Linked DNA regions of Homo sapiens: region 1 is linked to region 2. The links are chromatin loops, found by intact Hi-C in ENCODE. Cell type or tissue: MCF 10A. All regions are shown on one strand. Links, peaks and the distances in the headings refer to the core of each region. The heading gives the core; the rest is flanking DNA. Region 1 has its middle 170 kb from the start of DCLK3. Region 2 has its middle 120 kb from the start of DCLK3.

Region 1 (2,923 bases), core at 266-2,765, 51 kb before region 2:
AAGTTCTTGAAGACTGTTGACAAATGTAAAGTGACCACACAGAGTAATCTCTCAATGAATGTAGGCTAAAAGTATTAAGTTATTATATTCTCTCTTGTGGCTTCTCTTGCACCTCTGTGCAGAAAATTCTCCACTGGGGGAAAAATACGCCACTTTGATCTACCACCCTCACAATTTACCACAACTCCATTTCCTTAAGTGCCAAGTTATTTTAAAGTCTCCATGCGTTGTCCTGCCCTTACTCCCATTAACTCACACCTCCTGCTCCCTCCCCTGTAATGAATAATGACGATCACTCATCAACAACCTTTGCCACATGACATTGAGTGCTCCCAAGTTGGCAGGATACACTTCTTTACTCTACTTGCAGTCCTCCTGGGCCCCTCCCCTCATGTTGGCCACATGACTGCTGTGGGACAGTGGAATGTGGACAAACATGAGATTTGCCACATGTGAGCAGAAACTTTAAATGTGCTTATTCAGCCAGATTAGCCTCTTGCATTTTTGCCTTTTTCTACAAGAGCAGTATGAAAAATAGGGGCTACTCCTTTAGCCTGAGTCCTGGGATGAGAAGATGCCTGGAAGCCAGGAAAGGTCTCCACAATCACAGCCAATTTGTGGATTTCATGTAATGTCAGAAAGAAATAAGTGTTTAGTTTTATTCTGTTGATAATTGAGTTGTTTGTTACTGCAGCAAAAGATGACTAATATCTAGCACCTGTTTTCCTGCCAATCTAAAAGTTTATCACTATAATGATCAATAAGGGATGATCTGCCAAGGACCATCTCCCTTCTTCACAGAACTCCCCCCTTCTCCTCCCTCTCTCACATACATGATTCCCACGGGTATTGCCATATTTGAAACTGTCAGCTTCCCTGACCACCAACTACTGGCTCATAGGTGGATATCTAACCCAGTCTGCCATGGGGAAAAATAGCATGAAATGATCATACACAGAGTAGCAGGCGTGAAAGGGAGGATCCAAGGGAACTGGAGCCACTGGTTAAGGTTGTTCTATGTCTATAGCTGAACGTTTATGCCCAGGACAGAGTTCCCAGCTAAGAGGGGAAGGGCCAGGATGACCACAAGTGGACAGAAAGGCAAGAGGTCCTCTGTTCAGACAGGAGGGGCTTCCCACAAGTCATATGGTGGCTGGGGGGCAGCAGCTTGAAGGGACAAATCCAGGCCGAACAGGTCAGTGTTAAAGTGGTTTAAAGTAAGTTCAGACACGGGCTAGACCAAAAACTTGAGGCACTATCCAAATTCCTCCATGTTGTGAAGTTATGTCTAAAGGAAGAATAAATACAAGGGCTGTAGCAAAGCTGATCAAACAATGGCACTGGGAAGAGGATTACCAGGCGGACCTGAGCCACTAGAGGAGAGATTACATCATCAGTGTTCTGACAAGTCATCCCAGGAGAGTGAGTAAGAGACTTTTTCAACCCAAAGGGCACCTTGTTAAAGCCAGCCTGGGGCCAGCCCTCCATTTGTTTCCAGTGTAGCAAGCCTGATCACAACTAGAATTGCTGGGCCCCAACCCCAGACCCCCCAACTCTGATATTTCACAAGAAGAGATTCCAGAACAAACACAGGATTGTTCTGGGCTTTAAAGGTAAAATGGCCTTTCACTCCACACCCCAATTATGTTTTTTCAGTTGTGGCGAAAAAGAGAACTCTGTACCAATGAGAAAAGTATTCACAAACACACCGTATTTCTCCTTTTACAAAGAAAGAGGCTAATGCAAGCAAGGCACCCACCTAATACTTATCCTTCCAGGGTATAAGTTCGGAAATCTGTGGGTTGTTGGGTTGGGAAATGGAAAAATCATGATAGGGAACTGACTGGGGAGTTATCCTATTGGCTCAGTCTCTGTTGACTCTTGTGAGGCTGAGGTATGTCCCATAACAGTCACAACTTCCCCAGATCTCCCTCTTCAGGCCTCTGAAGACCTTGGACTTACTTGGACTTACACAGGACAAGGCTAAATTTGGCACAGAAAATGGCCTTGTGGGAGAGAGGGCCAGTGCAGCTGACCTGCTGCTGAAGAACCAGGTAAATCAAGAGAATGATGAGCACAGCCAGGCAGGATTACAAATTACGAAGTGTGGCAATAAAATAATAATCACCAACACCTCCTGAGTGATGAGTAAGTGCTAGGCAGTGATCTAAACATACACACAGAATACTTATTTGAACCCTCATTATCAGCTCTCTGAGAGAGATGCTATTAGAAGTTCCATTTTACAGTTGACAAAACTGAAGAATGACAAAGTTTAATTAATTTCCCCAAGATTTATCCTAAAGATGTTCTTAAGGACATATGTAAAGACCTAGCAACAGGAATGTTTATTATAGCCACTGTTTTTAACACTGGTAAGATTTTAATAGTCACAATGCAGGCAAATATTCAACACTATGGAATGAATTAAATAAATTACATCTAAACAATAATTAAAAATAATCTACTGGGTGTATGGTTTTGAAATAAAAACCTATCATAGATTATTCAGTGAAAAATCAGGACACAAAATAAAGTATAATCTCATATTTTGGTAATTATAAATATATATGTTTTTTAAATTTCTGAAAGAATTTGCATCAAAGTGTTAATGGTGATCTGCAAACGTAAGGTTGTAGGTTCTTTTTGACTACCCTTTTATTTATGCAAATTAGAAAATAAAAATGAATTGCTTTTCCATAAAAGAATAGCTATATTATTTTGTAAATAATAAAGTAGACGTAGGATTATCTACATATTGATATCATGTTTCTGGAGGGCTCTTAATTCCATGTACATAAAAGCAAGTGGAATTAGTGTAACCCAGCATTTCCCAAAAGCGTATTGCTAAGAAAAAGGGTGTTTCATGGTCAAATAAATTGGGACATTCTGCATGCTCCTCTTGAAGATTCACAATGCATAA
Region 2 (2,923 bases), core at 199-2,698:
GCAAATGACTGTGTTAAAGCTCAATTCTAGCTAAAACTCACTCCTGGTACAGTACTCAGGTCACATCTTATTTATAGGAGAGCAAGACAAATTGAAATTGAAGTGTGGGAAGTAGCTTTGGTTTATTAAAAGATGGCTTTCTTTTGAGCATGGAAATAGCAAAATATTGACACAATGAAAATATCAGCAACAATCTCAGGCAGAATTATTCTTTGGGTTTTTTAAATGTGACATTAATCAGCTACTTAGCAAAAACTTTAAGAGTTGGTTTCCCCCACATAATATTATGAAACTGTCACCTTTCCTATCTCTGTTAGAACCCTGGGTTGTTTTTTGTTTTGTTTTGTTTTGTTTTTGTACATCTCGTGCTACTATGACTCTTGTTTGTTTGCTTGTATTTATCCGCTTATGTTTAGAAAGCATTTGAGCTGGCTCAAGACTTCTGCCTTGCGCCAATCATATTTCTCTTGGTGTGCTTGCAGAATTGCCTGACACTTTCATCATCCCTATGATGTCAGCAACTACTTAAAGCTGATTTTGTGACCAGTCAACATATATCACAAGACTACATCAATATATAAACATATGAGTAAACAAATCTGTCCAGTTTTTAAAATTATGAAGGTTGATGTTATGATCACAATAATGACAATGATGATGCCTCTCCCCACAACATCAGAGCAGAACAAGCAATTTACTGGCTTCCTACAGAAAGCAAAAAGAGGAAACTATATAATTTGAACCTTTCTTTAGGGAATATGGTTCATACTCTCCAAATTTAAGCCAGCCCTGAGAGAGGTGAGCTGGAAAGTCTGTACATCCAGCAGACGTCTCTTGCAGAGGAGAATGAAAGCTGTTTCAGGACCATCAAATATTTCTGCTCAATAAAGGTTACAGTGTTTATCCTGGAATCAGATGCTAGATTTCTAAAGAATGAAATGTGAAAACACAGAAAATTGTTCAGTTAGACATTCACAATGAGCATCAAGGAACTTATGTACAATTTTTTTTCATGCTTGTCTCAAAAAAAATCCCATTTTTAGTTAAATGAATCTTTTACATAAGACTTAGAAACAAAATATACTATTTTACGTAGTGTCATATACAGTATTTGAATGTTTATCTTACATCTAAAAAACTTCAGAATTCTCGCATCTTTTTGCATAGCCAGTTTTCTTATGTAATATTGAGAAATGCAATTATGAGACTTCAAAGGAATTTCACGAAATCATGAATTCCTAAGACTCTGACTGCCTACCTCATGCATCTCATTTTTTCTCATCATTAGTTGTCTAAATATGTTTTATGTTAAAAATTATAGCAATAAGGGATGGGAACTTAAAAAGGAACCCACATTTTTCTTCTTATTAAAAAAAAAGTGAAGAATTATCTACCTCCTTGAAAGATCAAGCCATTCTATGAACTATCAACATCTGAAAAATCCTAAACCCCTTTTCAAACTCATTCATTTGTGTGTGACTCATTCACAGTAAATCTATGCCCGAACAGTTTTAGTCTTAACCAAATGTTGACCAAGCTGAAAGTATGCTAAAAGCTCTGCCAACTCGCACATATTTTTGACAACACAGACAGCCACAAATGTCACTTATGAGTAATCTTTTTATTACTTCTTGGCTAGTGATTACTCTCAAACTCCTTTGCCTATAAGATTGTGCTCATGCTTTTAATATTGGTTCTCTCCTCTTCCCCTTTCTGTTGGCCCTCATTAGTCCTTGCACACAGCATCAGTTCCTGATCTCAGTCCTAATGCCATCCTGATTAGTTCTCCTAACATCAGACAAATCCAGAGGCTGTCAACAGCCAATGGAGTTGGGAAATCATCTTTTCCAGATCTTCATTTTAAAGTAGGAAACCCTGATTTTACACAAAAAATGGATGGTATCCCATCCTCCAGCAAAGGCCAGCCTGCCCATCTGGTCCCCTGTGTAAGGGTCTCCTGAGTGCTTCGGTTTTTCTATTCCATTGAGGTATCCAGAACCAAGAGAGAAATTCTTCTCTGGCCCCAAGTGACACACAGACTGAGCCCTGCTTTCTTACTGCCTTCAAGACAGCCCTACATACCTGGACTATGTCCTGTTTCTGCTCATTCCATATGTTATTACAGAAGTCCTGTTTCTCCTCATTCCATCTGTTATTACAGCCAGAATGGTGAACTGATCCTTACATATTATCTGTGCTGCACCCACCTCATTTCCCAGAATCAGATTCTCTTCCAAGGTCCATGCCTGGCTTCAGTGAGAGTGGCCATGTTCTTGCTATGGCAGAGCTGAGTAGGCTGGACCTCAACAGGACCCAGGCCACTGTGTGTATGACATGTTGCCTCCGTGCTCCTGAGAGCAACCCCCATCCTCCCTCTTCATCTCTTCATCTACTCTTGGGGGCTCCCCTTCACCTCCAAGGAAGCTGCATATCTGGCATTACCTCCTCATCAGGAGCTACCATTTCCTCAGGAATCATCAGAGCACCTATTTCTAAGATAAAGTGACAGAGAGTATGTCTAACAAAAGAGAAATTGCACCCAACTTCAGGTATTAAACTTTAAGGTAATAGGCTCCTTAAAGCCCAAAATAAACAGCAGAGTTTCTTGGGGCATCAAATTCACTTAAAAGCAGTAACTTCAAATTTCTTATATATTAGAATAAAGGATGGATTACTGTGGAGTAAAATACAGAATGTATATTAATATTTAAAGATAAAATCTAAGACCTCTAGGAAATCTTTAAATTCAGGTGGAAAATATCAGCTTGACTCTAGACCACCCTCACATTACCTCCTCAACACGTAGGTGTAGACATTTATTCTTGCAGTTATTACTGAGAACGTCAGAGAGACATGCCTCTATGGTTGTTTTCTATCATTAAAGGGGGTTACTATTGGGCCAGGAGTAACTTTCATACTCTAT

The links. Peaks named below come from ENCODE experiments on the same cell type or tissue, not always from the same donor. Only the 100,000 strongest peaks of a DNase experiment are listed, where the experiment ranks them.
Region 1: it touches region 2 in a loop (2.8-fold over the local background); 2 of 110 quality-filtered maps call a loop at or near these places.

The regions. Positions count from the first base shown.
Region 1 is chr3:36,596,226-36,599,148 of GRCh38, forward strand. No RefSeq gene overlaps it. Among named protein-coding and RNA genes, the nearest start is that of DCLK3, 170 kb to the right of the region's middle. In MCF 10A, for the core only: no CTCF peak of the experiment used is centred there; a DNase peak (open chromatin) is centred at 1,406.
Region 2 is chr3:36,647,235-36,650,157 of GRCh38, forward strand. No RefSeq gene overlaps it. Among named protein-coding and RNA genes, the nearest start is that of DCLK3, 120 kb to the right of the region's middle. In MCF 10A, for the core only: no CTCF peak of the experiment used is centred there; a DNase peak (open chromatin) is centred at 1,547.